Regions from separate parts of the Homo sapiens genome. Here region 1 is linked to region 2. A link is a contact called in ENCODE Hi-C or POLR2A ChIA-PET data. All regions are on one chromosome and are shown on one strand. Each heading gives the region's core, a stretch centred on a gene start or an enhancer-like site at or near the end of the contact. The rest is flanking DNA. Distances are from core to core; before and after follow the strand shown.

Region 1 (2,700 bases), core at 132-2,631, 42 kb after region 2:
TAATATTTCATATAAGCAAAATTAAGTAGCCTAGCTATTAAGTGATGGAGCTGGGACTTGAACCCAGAGAGACAGGCTTCAGTGTCTGTATTCTTACCTGACACTCTGTAATTGGCCGGTGGCCTCTGAAACCTGCCATGCTCCCCCACCACCTTGTCAGCTTCCTTACTTCTGCACTGAGGACCTTGCCTGCTTGTACTTACTTGTACCCTTCTTGGTCCTACCCACCACAGGGCCTTTGCACACACACTGCCCTCTGCTGAGCATGCTCTTCCTTCCTTTCTAAGCAACAGTAACTTCTCACTTTCAGACATTGGTTCAGGGATGCCATCCATGAGCTCCTCAAGTAAGTCAAAGTCCTGAGAGAGGCTTTCAGAGCACTCAGAACTTCTTCTGTGCAGCACAGGCCTCAATTCTACCTCCTATTGGTTTGGATGATGATTTGATAATGTCCCTGCCTCCCCTCTCTCCACTTCCTCCAACTCAAGTGTAAACTCCATGAGGACGGTGTGTTTTGCTCTCTGCTGTCCCTCCAGGACCTGACATAGGCTCTGACTCACAATATTCCCAGAATAAGGAAATGGATGAAGGGGATGTTGATGAATCGATAACTTGATTTTCAAAACAGTCCTTACTGATGCAGTTACAGAAAAGCTAACAAGGGGAGAACAGAACTAAAACTGTGGTTTTGTTGCACAGAGTTCTGGTTGTCATTCTCAGTGTGATCTGCCATCGTCGGCACCTGGTGCATGGAGCAGAGAACAAGCAGGCTCTGCAGAGGAGAGAGCCTAGATCCTGGGACCAGAAGACCTTGACATGTACAGCCCATTCTCAGGGCTGATGTCTGTCATATTTCTGTGAATTTCAGATGCTCTTTTGTCTCCTTCAAATTTTAACGTACTTGAAAGCAAAATTCATCTTATAACAGAGCCATACACTTAATGAAGTGCATTTTTTGTTGGTCCCTGTGAAGCAGTTATGAAATCAATGGTGAGTACCACAATCAATGGTATTTGGGAATCAAGGAAATTCTATCTGTGGCCCTGGGTAAATTCTTTGCCTTTCTGAGTCCTAATTCCCTTATCTATAAAAGGGCAGGGTTGTTGTAAATATTGGAGATGTATGTAATGGCCTTAGTACAGTGACTTGTAGCTTTAATTCATCGATGGAAAGTCTATTATGCGTTTCATAAAATATGTGTCAGATTAGTGTTTTGTTAGACTAATCCATATACTTGCATGGTCAGTCCTATATTTGGCTACTCAATTTTAGAGAAGAAATGAGAGAGAAGATTTTGAGGGCTCTGTCTTCTTTACATTTTAATTAATTCTGTCTAAAACCTCTTGCTCATATCTGTAAGCCACCAGCACAGCCAGGGGAGGGAGGCACCCTCTAACTCATCACAAGGGTGCGCTCTTAAGGCTCAATTTCGTTCACTCCTCCATTTTCTAAAGAATCTGCAAACATTCTACGTAGAACTTTGTTTCACCCTTACGTTGAAAATGATATGGAATTTGACTCATCTACAAAGCACGTCACTTTTTATTTTATTTTTTAACTCAGGGCAATTACTTGTTCTATTTCTGCATCTAATGCTCTTCCCAGTTTATTCTTGGTGACTGTTAGTCAGCGCAGCTATATTTCAGTAAAAGATTCTATTTGCTCCCAACCAGTAACGGGAGTATGGGGTATAATCTCAGTAAAGTCATCTGGAGTCTTCATTTACGTCACTGTTTGCTTTTCATCGACTTAAGCCAGGACATGAGCAATGATATAAATTAAGCCTTCAGATGATTCTGTGGAAAATTATGGCTCTATGAAGGACCTCCCTTTACCCTTAAAAATATCACAGGCCCAAGAGCTGTCTTAATCACATTTAACTTGGCAGACTAATGTGTACTAAGAATAAACTAGAAAACATACATTCCGATTAAAAACAGAAGAAGCAATTGCTGAATTAGGGCAGAGAAAGAGTATAAAATGGATTGATGACACCTTCCAAGTAAAGAGGTCTGAATCCCTTTTCTGATGATTGGGGGAGTCCGCCATGGTGAGAGAGTTCAAAGCAGACCTTTCCCACTGACTAACTTTTGTGGATGTTGGCAAATATTTTTCCTCTTTATTTATGCTACTGTGATAAGGTTTTCTATTATTGGCTGTGGAACATATTTCTTGTCTTTTAACAGTTGATTTAACATTTGGAAAAAGCAAAAAACATCGAGCGCTAAGCTGGGTGAATGATGTTGGTGATGAAGTAGAGTAGTGGAGTGTGTATATGTGTGTGTGTGTGTGTGTGTGTGTGTATGCAAAAGAGAGAGAGAGACAGAATTTTCCCAATTGATTATAGTGGGTTGAATGATGCCCCCTCCCCTCACCCAAAAAAGATATATCTATGTCTTCATCTGTGGAATCTGTGAATGTAGCTTTGTGGCAGGCTAGGTCTCACTAACGCAGACCTCCATAACAACTGTTTCAGCACTGACTGAGTGGTTAAGTTAAATATTAAAGCTGAGAGAGCCAGTGCCCTTATACAAAGGCAGGAAGGTAACAAAAGCCCACCAAGAGTTTTGCCCAGGGCTTTCCTGGGCCTTGAAGCATGACAAGATAATAAAGGAATTCTTAACAGGAATTCTTAATCTGTTTAGAATTAAACAAGTTTTATTGGGGGTCTGAAGAAACTCCCCTGGCCTCCACGAATAA
Region 2 (2,700 bases), core at 6-2,505:
GCATGAGAGAGCCGGCGATGGAAAGAGCTTTTTTAGTTCCCTTTTAAGGAAAAAATGGTAAATTGCAGAAGTTCCAGATGGGAGGGTGTTAATCCCTTATAAAATTGTTAGGCAGTTTGGCACACTGGTAGAAGAAAAGAGTAAAAATCACCCAGGACTCTCATGGGCTCACTGGCTCTTTTGGGATGTGGTTAATATGGATTTGCAAAATGCTCCAGACCAGGTGGACCTTGATCTTGTGAGATGTTATCAGAGACCCTCACATTATCCTTTTGGACAGGAAGGAGAAGTGTGATCTGGCACAGATAGGTCGATTTGTCTTTGGTTGTAGGCAAAGGATGTTGAGTAACAATCAGTTTGAAAGGAAGGTCTTAAGAGTTGAGTCCTGGGTTCAAAGGTCTCCCTGTTGCCTTTTAGAAATGGATAACATCCTTCCCAGCACTGGATCGAATCTCCTCTCCCTCCCCACCCCTCTGAATATAGTTTTAATGTTTTCTTGTTTGTTTGTAGAAACACATTAAAATACTAACAACAAACATAGGATAATTTTGTATTTGCATTTTTTTTCTTAAATTTCACTCCAGTGGTGAAATGTATCATCAAAATTCAAGCCATTTGGTAATCATTTCACATTTCAGGGGATACTGAAGTCCTGAGTCTTGCTGATGAAGAACGAAGCTAGTTGGCCAATAGGCGTTCTTTTCTGCTCATGTTTTTTCACACACAAAACAAAACGAAACAAAACAAAACAAAACAAAACAAAAAACCACCATTTTCATGCTTAATATCAACTATGTGCCCAGCACTGTGTTAGAACCAAGAGACTCAGAATCATAAAATCAGAAGGAACCTGGAGATTTTTGAGAACAAGTGCAAAAGCCGTTTTCCTGATAATACAGGACTTGCAGAAGCATTCTCATGAAAGCTTTTGCTATACAGCCATCCTCAAAAGGTTTGCAAGCTTCCTTACCCTTTGTGCTGGGGTTTTACTTTTGAAATAAAAGCCGATCTCCTGGGAAAGGCCATAAAGACAAAATTGCAGTCCAGGCTTTTTTTTTTTTTTTTTTTTTTTTAAAGCAAGGAAGAATGTTCAGAGAGGAACTCCTGAATGATTATATTCATCCAACCTCTGGGAAAAAAACCAAATAACTCCCTTCCCCTCCTCCAACAACTACAAAACCAACTGGCCCCAGGATGAGGAAGGCTGGCTCGTGCCCTATCTCAGCCAGGCCCTTTCCTGGCCCTTGCTGCGGTGTGTGTGGTGGGCCCAGCTGTGTACACTGTACCCGGCATTTCATGGGGAAATTTGTTCTTGTAAGTGGAGTGGAACAGAACATGGATCATAACCGTGACAAGCCAGGAGCTGACATCCCCCAGAGTTTCCCAAAGCAGCTGCTTTCTGTTCCTTCATAGTACTATAAAGTGTGTTTTCTAAAAATGATAGGCCAAATAAAAAAGAGAGCTTCTCTTCTTCTCATCTAGTCCATTCCTCACCCCTCACTCACTTCCTTTAAGTCAGATCTCAGTTCCATCCATCAGGAGCTGGCCGAGATTGTGTAGGTAATCTAAAGGGAGGTGTTTACTGAAACATGGGGTCGCCCCAAGCTGCTGGGAGTTTGGGAGGTCAGTGTCACATGGTTTTTGTACAAATGCCTGAAACTGCTTTACAGAAATAAGAGCTTCATCCCATGTGATTTGACCAGTGGCTCTTGATCCTGGCTGCCCATTTGTAGTACTTTGGGAGCACTGAAAAAAATCTGGTGTCTGGGCCCCCACCCCAGACCCAGTGACCCAGATCTCTAGGGGTTGGCCTGGATCTCTGTAATTAAAAAAAAAAAAAAATCTTTCCACTCTTTCTTTCCTTCCTTCCTTCCTTCCTTCCTTCCTTCCTTCCTTCCTTCCTTCCTTCCTTCCTTCCTTTCTCTCTTTCTTTTCCTTCCTTCCTTCCTTCTTTCTTTCTCTTTCTTTCGTCTTTCTTTCTGTCTTTCTTTCTTCTTTCTTTTTTGAGGCAGAGTCTCGCTCTGTCACCCAGGCTGGAGTGGAGTGGTGCGATCCGAGCTCACTGCAACCTCCGCCTCCTGGGTTCAAGCAATTCTCCCTCCTCAGCCTCCCCAGGAGCTGGTACTACAGATGTGCACCACCACACCTGGCTAATTTTTGTATTTTCAGTAGAGATGGGATTTCACCTTGTTGCCCAGGCTGGTCTTGAACTCCTGACCTCAGGTGATCCACCCACCTTGGCCTCCCAAAATGCTGGAATTTATAGGCGTAAGTCACCACACCCGGCCTCTTTCCGGGTATTTCTGAACCACTTAGGCAGCAAGAGCTCGGAGTTCAACATCTGAGAGACCTGGGCTTGAAACTTGATTTCACTGCTGACTTGTGAGGGGGCCCTTGAGAATGTTTCTTAAATTTTTTTTTTTGAGGCAGTTTTCTCAGCTATAAAATGAGAGATCATAGTAACTACCTTTGAAGGTTGAAAGGATTAAATACAATGTTAGTGCTTGATACATGGTAAGTGCTTAATAAACATTGGATGTTAAGATGATTATCATGGTTTTGAAGCACTGCCAGGTGCTTGTGGATTTGGACTCATGCTGTCTGTCTCACAGCCTCCTCCCTGTGCTGTGGGCTGGATTCGAAGTAACCAGGACCCATCTTCTCTGTTTCTCTGCTCTGCCCATGAATGTATTGGGCTTC

The links. A loop is a pair of places that touch in the nucleus more often than their neighbours do. ChIA-PET counts read pairs that join two places held with the same protein, here RNA polymerase II (POLR2A). Pooled maps may share reads with other maps.
Region 1: a pooled map shows a loop between it and region 2 (2.1-fold over the local background). The contact joins two enhancer-like sites. A Hi-C loop is called at or near these places in 2 of 168 maps with a recorded cell type or tissue (ovary and posterior cingulate gyrus) and 1 of 50 pooled maps. POLR2A ChIA-PET finds 5 or more read pairs at or near these places in 1 of 52 experiments (endothelial cell of umbilical vein).

What each region holds. Positions count from the first base shown.
Region 1 is chr4:25,059,837-25,062,536 of GRCh38, reverse strand. No RefSeq gene overlaps it. Among named protein-coding and RNA genes, the nearest start is that of LGI2, 30 kb to the right of the region's middle. Within about 2 kb of position 1,381, at least 2 of the 41 ENCODE cell types and tissues checked have a DNase peak (open chromatin) inside an H3K27ac peak, as active enhancers do; they include ovary, where a contact is called at or near this core.
Region 2 is chr4:25,102,151-25,104,850 of GRCh38, reverse strand. No RefSeq gene overlaps it. Among named protein-coding and RNA genes, the nearest start is that of SEPSECS, 57 kb to the left of the region's middle. Within about 2 kb of position 1,255, at least 9 of the 41 ENCODE cell types and tissues checked have a DNase peak (open chromatin) inside an H3K27ac peak, as active enhancers do; they include ovary, where a contact is called at or near this core.